Regions from separate parts of the Homo sapiens genome. Here region 2 is linked to region 1. The links are chromatin contacts, found by Hi-C or POLR2A ChIA-PET in ENCODE. All regions are on one chromosome and are shown on one strand. Each heading gives the region's core, a stretch centred on a gene start or an enhancer-like site at or near the end of the contact. The rest is flanking DNA. Distances are from core to core; before and after follow the strand shown. Region 1 holds the start of PPM1J-DT (PPM1J divergent transcript). Region 2 has its middle 15 kb from the start of NUTF2P4.

Region 1 (2,909 bases), core at 181-2,680:
AGCCACATACCCATAAACTCCTCCCACACAGGAGGCTAAGGGAGGTGGTGGTGGGTCCATGGGCCACCAGCCACCTTCCTCAGCGAACTGAGCGCCCCCATCTCCCTCGGTGCTCTGCGTTCCCGGCAGATGCATTTAAAATACACACAGCCCGGGGGCCAGCCGGCCGCTCCGGGCAGGGGGTCCGCTTCTTTGCCAGGCCAGCACGAGTTGGCAGGCTGAAGGGCATCTAAATGGGACCCTCCTCTACCCCGGGCGTCCCCCTCCCCGCTCCTGGGGAAGCTGGCGGCCTCCTGGTGTCGCGGGCTATTTCTGGGTGTGGAGGGGGAGGGGAACTACGGTAAGAGGGACAGGGAACTGGGGCGCTGGAGCCGGGAAGCGGGTGAGCGAGTCTTCCCAACCGCTATGTCCCCTATTAAAAAGAACCCCGCTCCTTCGTGAAACCCCTTTTCCCTTAGCCTTTAAGCTGCCGGGCCGCGACGGGGAACTGGCCAACTCATCCTTCGCCGGGCTCTCCGCCCTCCGGGCTCTGGGGCAGAACAGGGTCCTGAGGCGGCGTGGGCGAGGGCAGTCAATGAGCGGGAAGGACGTGAAGAAGGTGACACAGGCTGCCCCCCACTGGAAAATGGGTTGGGAGGGGGTGCGGCCCGAAGACCAGAGGATAGCAAAGGTCCACGGAAAAGGGAGCTCCTGGCCCGGACGCGGCGTGGGGAACGCGTCCTAGCGCCGGGGATGCGGAGCTGGGGAGAGGGGTGGGAGCCCCATCCTGGTTTGGGTGCCCCAGGGGGCGCTCACTCGGCGTAGCCTGTGCTCCAGGGCAGGCGGCGGCCCGTGTCCGGGGGGCTTTGCACAGCCCGGCCCGCGTGGTCATCGGCGCGTCGCAGCCCCCCGGGGCTCAGCTGCAGAAAGGTCGGTCTGGAGAAGCTCGCTCGAGCCTCAACAGCCTTCGCGGGCGTCGCGCTCCCGCTCCCAGCCTTCGCGGGAGGGCTCCTGGGCGCTTCTGGAGCGGCGGCGGGCGGCGCCGAGGCGGCGTTGGGCAGGTCCGGGGATTTGGGGCGCGGAGGCGGAGCGCCCCCGGAGCTCACCAGGTGCGCCACGGCCGAGCGCACCCGGTTTAGCATGCTGCCTCCCTGCCCCGCCCTCGGCCGCGGCCCCGCCCCCGCCCAGGCCCCGCCCCCATGGCTCCGCGTGGGCGGTGCTCGCGCCAGCCGGCCCTTCCCTGCTACTGGCTCCCGGCCAGCTGGGCGGGTCCCGGGCGAAACTTGCCCTTGCTCTGGGCCACCCCAGGAACCGGCCCACGGGTCCCCGGCCTCTGCCCCGCCCCATTCCGGCTTGGCCCCGCCTCCGTTTCTTAGGGGTAGGTTCTGTTGCTGTGGGAAGGGGGCGGAGAGAAGGAAACCTTATTTCAGCCGTGCGCTAGATTAGACACAGCTAGAATGTCTCCATTGTGACGGGGGCTGAGGGACAAGGGGGTGCGGTCTCCTCGCTCTCGGTTCGGTGTGGCCAGCCAGCCCAGAGAGCCATGGAGCTAATGACCTCAGAGCAAAACAGGCGCTTGGGAGCCGCTGGGTATGAGGCGCCAGGTGTGACACCACCTCTGGATGGGGCTGCTGGAGCGAGAGCGGGCAAGCTGGTACCGGGTGGGGTTGCGGGATTAATGACGCAGGCTGCAGCCGACCACCCCGGAATCAGGAGCCGGGGTAGATTCCTGGGCTCCTGATGCGCTGTTCCCCGTGAAGACCACCTCTAGATCTGGGAGAGCGGTTGCTACTCCCACCCTCCTTTCTCTCTCAGAACCCAGGTCTTTCCCACAATGCAGACCTTCCCTGACCACAGCAGGACAAGCTATTAATAGGATAATAACAACATAACAAATACTATTTATTGAAGAAGTACTGCATACTAGACCCTTTACAAAGCACGTTCCATACAGTATTAGGTTATTTATACTGCACACCAATCCTTCAAGATGGTTTTTTTTCTGTCAGTTTCACGGATGAGGCAGGACGGGACGCTTCCTGTCATTTTACCGTGACTTGCCCCAGGAGGTCACACGGTCAAGTGAAAGATTCACACCTATGTCGGCCTCCTGACATTCAAACCTGCTCTGTCTTAAGAACCAAGCTTACTTCTCCGGATCAGGGAGGAAGGGCTAGAAAGGAGATCAATGGCAGAGAGAGGAGTGGGGGTTCCTCCCCTCCCATCCTTCTCTTAGGGCCAGGGCTGAGAGCAGTCCGGGAATGCTGAGCAAGTTCTGTGTCTACCGCCAGGGGGAGACAGAGGCCAGGCTAAGCCCTTGCCTAAGAAGAGTAAAAGCACACTCACTGGAAGACCAGGACAGAGCCCAATGCCTGGTTGGCTGCCCGTTCTTCCTAACTTCTCCCCTCTGGGAGAGGGTGGTACTGACCTGATGCCACAAGAGCTCTGTCTCTAAACCTCCTATCAGAAAGTTGATCGCTAGGTATCCACAGACACCACCCATCCACACATCTCAAATGGGGACAACGCCGTTGTGGCCCTCAAGCAAGTTGGAAGTAGCCATCAGGGACTACGGCACCCAGTTCACGGCTGGAACTTTTCTGGGCTCTGTCGGCCAGGTGCTTCCTGACCACATACCACTTTGTTCCCCAGGCTAAACTGTGTCCCCAGAAGGGATGACTTTCTTGGCAGCTTCCAAATAAAGATCCCACAGTGGTCCTTCAGGTTGGTAGACTTACTATGCCTGCTTTGTTACACCTGAGCTTTAGGCAGAGAGAGACAGAGGAAAAGAAGTCACAGGAGAGAAAAAAAACAGACCCCAAGGCAAATAGAGCAGCAAAAGAAGACGGGGACAAAGAACAGGCTGCTTCTATAGGTTTTCCCCTGCTATTTGAGAAAAACTGGAACCAACTCTCAGATAAATAACAGCA
Region 2 (2,909 bases), core at 165-2,664, 48 kb after region 1:
CCTATTAATGCGTGTTGAATCACTATCATGTTTTAAGAAGTATGCCCGGGGCTCTGTGTGTCTTTTTGAAGCCTATGTATTTGTGTGTGTGGTGAGTGCATGCACATGCACGCCAGTCTGTGGGTGATGTATGTGTCCGAGCCACAAGAACCCTTTCTCTAATACCAGCCACTTGGATAGATGCATTTCGTTTCTTCCATCCTAGGATTTCTGGAGAGGCAGCTTGGGAAGGCCAGGTGTGGATAACATGTGTAAAGTGCTTCTTCTTTCCCTACGTGAATTAAACAATCATGTCTGTTTTTTTCATCTCTGAAACATGACCTTCCCCAAGTCTAGAGTTGGATGAAACTATCTTTACTTAGACAAATTTAGTGTAACTGCTGCCAGCTGGTAGAAGTGGTACTTTGTGGTTTTTAAGGTTGCTGTTCCATGGGTGCTATAGGAGCTCTCCCCGGGCTGGGTGAGAGGCTGAAGGAAGTGGTTCAGCTCCACGTTTATCTTTGGCTGTTTTCTCTGCCATTTGACTGAAGCAATTTTCAGTGACGAATGAAGTGAATGGTTAAAGCTTATTTTTCAATCAAAATTCAATTCCTGCAAGTGGAAGAGGGAGGAGAGAGAGGGTGTAAATCATTGATCAAACTTATTTAAGCACCAAGATTCCCTTCTGCAGAAAATCCAATTACCTGACAGAGGAAAAGAGCTCCTTCTCTGGAAATCCATGAGGCTGGGTGCTCTTCACACTAACTGATCCTGTTAGGGCCCAGCTGCTGGCTGCACCGGAAGTCAGCTTGGCACAGCAGAAGGAACAGATTCACTTGGGACTGGAATCTGGTTCTGCCACTTGCCGGCTCTGTGACTTTAGGCAAGCGACTTCACATTCCTCAGCCAATTTCATCCGTGAAAAGGTAATTAATAATTCCTACTATACAGAATTAGTGTCATGATTTGAGAACAAGGTATGTAATAGCATCACATGTTGTAGGCAGGCTGTAGATAGCTCTTGTTTTCATGCTTCTGGCTTGGGAGCTGGGTGTGAGCACAGACCTCTGTGTGAGTGCTTGGAGGTAAATGCCCTGTGTGGGAGCTGAGCATGTGTGGCGTGGCTGCGTGTAAGTAGAGCTCTGAGAGTCTCTACTTACTGTGGTCTCTCTATGGATTAAGAAGCCTGCATTCTCCAGCATTCTTGGAAAGGTCTCCAGAAAAGCATCAGAGGAAATCTCTGAAGGAATTTCTCAGGGGTTGTCTGGGAACTGTGGGGGCATTCCATCCCTTTCCTGGAAGCAGCAACAGCTCTCAGGCCCCATCTCTGCGCCCCTCTCAATCCCTGGTGACTTGTTAAAAGACTTCAAAGGATAAACTTCAGACTAGAAATCTTACTTGCCATTCACATTTTTTAACATTGAGGACACAACCCTGAAGAACATGTCTGTGCATGTCAATTAGCCTCTAGAGAGGGAGAAAGGAGAGAATAGAAGAGTCACAGACACAGAGCTGTCGAGGGCCAGAAAAATGCTGCAGTGGCCAGCGCGGTGGCTCACGCCTGTAATCCCAACACTTCAGGAGGCTGAGGCGGGTGGATCACCTGAGGTCAGGAGTTGGAGACCAGCCTGGCCAACATTGTGAAACCCCATCTCTACTAAAAATACAATAATTAGCCAGACGTGGTGGCGCATGCCTGTAATTCTACCTACTCGGAAGGCGGAGACAGGAGAATTGCTTGAACCTGGGAGGCAGAGGTTGCAGTGAGCTGAGACCGCACCATTGCACTCCAGCCTGGGCGACAGAGCAAGACTCTGTCTCAAAAAAAAAAAAAAAAAAAATGCTGCAGGTACGCAGGGGGAAAGGGAGTTACTCCCTGAATTTTGTAAAGAGCAACCTCAAGGACACACATGACTCGTGAGGGTAAAAACGACTCAGGATCAACAACAAAAGGGCCTGATCTCAGAGGAGAGTCAGTAGGATGAGAGGTGGCGCTGGCTTGGGGTTTCCCTTTTTGAAGAGGCAAATGAAGTGGTCTGTGCTGGGCTGCCCCTGCACAAGGAGGACAGAGGCCTCACAAGATGGAATGCAGTAGGCACTGGGAATATGGGGTGGGACCTGAAAATAGCCGTCCAAGCTCTCACTCCAGTCTTTCATTTTTACAATTTCAATAGCTTTTAAGGTACAGTGGTTTTTAGTTACATGGATGAATTGTATTTTGGTGAAGCAGACTTCGGTTTTTAGTGCATCTATCACCTGAGTAGTGTACAGTGTTCCCAGTATGTGGTTTTTTTACCCCTCACCCACTTCCCATTCTCCCCATTCTGAGTATCCAAAGTCCATTATACCACTCTTTATGCCTTTGTGTATCCATAGCTTAGCTCCCACTTGTAAGTGAGAACATAAGGTATTTGCTTTTCCATTCCTGAGTTACTTCACTTAGAATAATGCCTCCAGCTTCATCCAAGTTTCTGCAAAAGACATTATTTGTTCTTCTTTATGGCGGACTAGTATTCCATGGTGTATATATACCATATTTTCTTTTTCTTTCTTTCTTTTTTTTGTTTTTTGTTTGTTTGTTTGTTTGAGACAGGGTCTCACTTTGCTGCCCAGGCTGGAGTGCAGTGGCATGATCTTGGCTCACTGCAGCCTCCGCCTTCTGGGTCCAAGTGATTCTCCCACCTCAGCCTCCCGAGTAGCTGGGACCACAGGTGTGCACCACCATGCCCAGCTAATTTTTGTATTTTTTGTAGAGACAGGGTTTTGCCATGCTGCCCAAGCTAGTCTTGAACTCCTGGACTCAAGTGATCCTCCTGCCTCAGCCTCTCAAAGTGCTGGGATTACAGGCATGAGCCACCATACCAAGCTCTACATTTTCATTACCCACTCATTGGTTCACCCCAATCTTTCTTTCCTGCACCCACTAACGC

Evidence for each region. Hi-C counts contacts between places; a loop is a spot of excess contacts on that map. ChIA-PET counts read pairs that join two places held with the same protein, here RNA polymerase II (POLR2A). Pooled maps may share reads with other maps.
Region 2: POLR2A ChIA-PET joins it to region 1 with 14 read pairs in MCF 10A. The contact joins the enhancer-like site here to the promoter of PPM1J-DT in region 1. A Hi-C loop is called at or near these places in 2 of 168 maps with a recorded cell type or tissue (K562 and endothelial cell of hepatic sinusoid), 7 of 37 single-sample maps with no recorded cell type and 5 of 50 pooled maps. POLR2A ChIA-PET finds 5 or more read pairs at or near these places in 3 of 52 experiments (H1, K562 and MCF 10A).

The regions. Positions count from the first base shown.
Region 1 is chr1:112,714,181-112,717,089 of GRCh38, forward strand. It overlaps PPM1J-DT (PPM1J divergent transcript), which reads left to right and starts at 1,431. Exons shown (of 2, transcript XR_947714.4): 1 at 1,431-1,583; 2 at 2,271-2,909. It overlaps PPM1J (protein phosphatase, Mg2+/Mn2+ dependent 1J), which reads right to left and starts at 1,152. Exons shown (of 10, transcript NM_005167.7): 1 at 796-1,152. The coding sequence starts at 1,121. RefSeq lists enhancers at 183-242, 1,207-1,501 and a silencer at 703-1,492.
Region 2 is chr1:112,761,842-112,764,750 of GRCh38, forward strand. No RefSeq gene overlaps it. Among named protein-coding and RNA genes, the nearest start is that of NUTF2P4, 15 kb to the left of the region's middle. RefSeq lists an enhancer at 1,020-1,647. Within about 2 kb of position 1,415, at least 3 of the 41 ENCODE cell types and tissues checked have a DNase peak (open chromatin) inside an H3K27ac peak, as active enhancers do.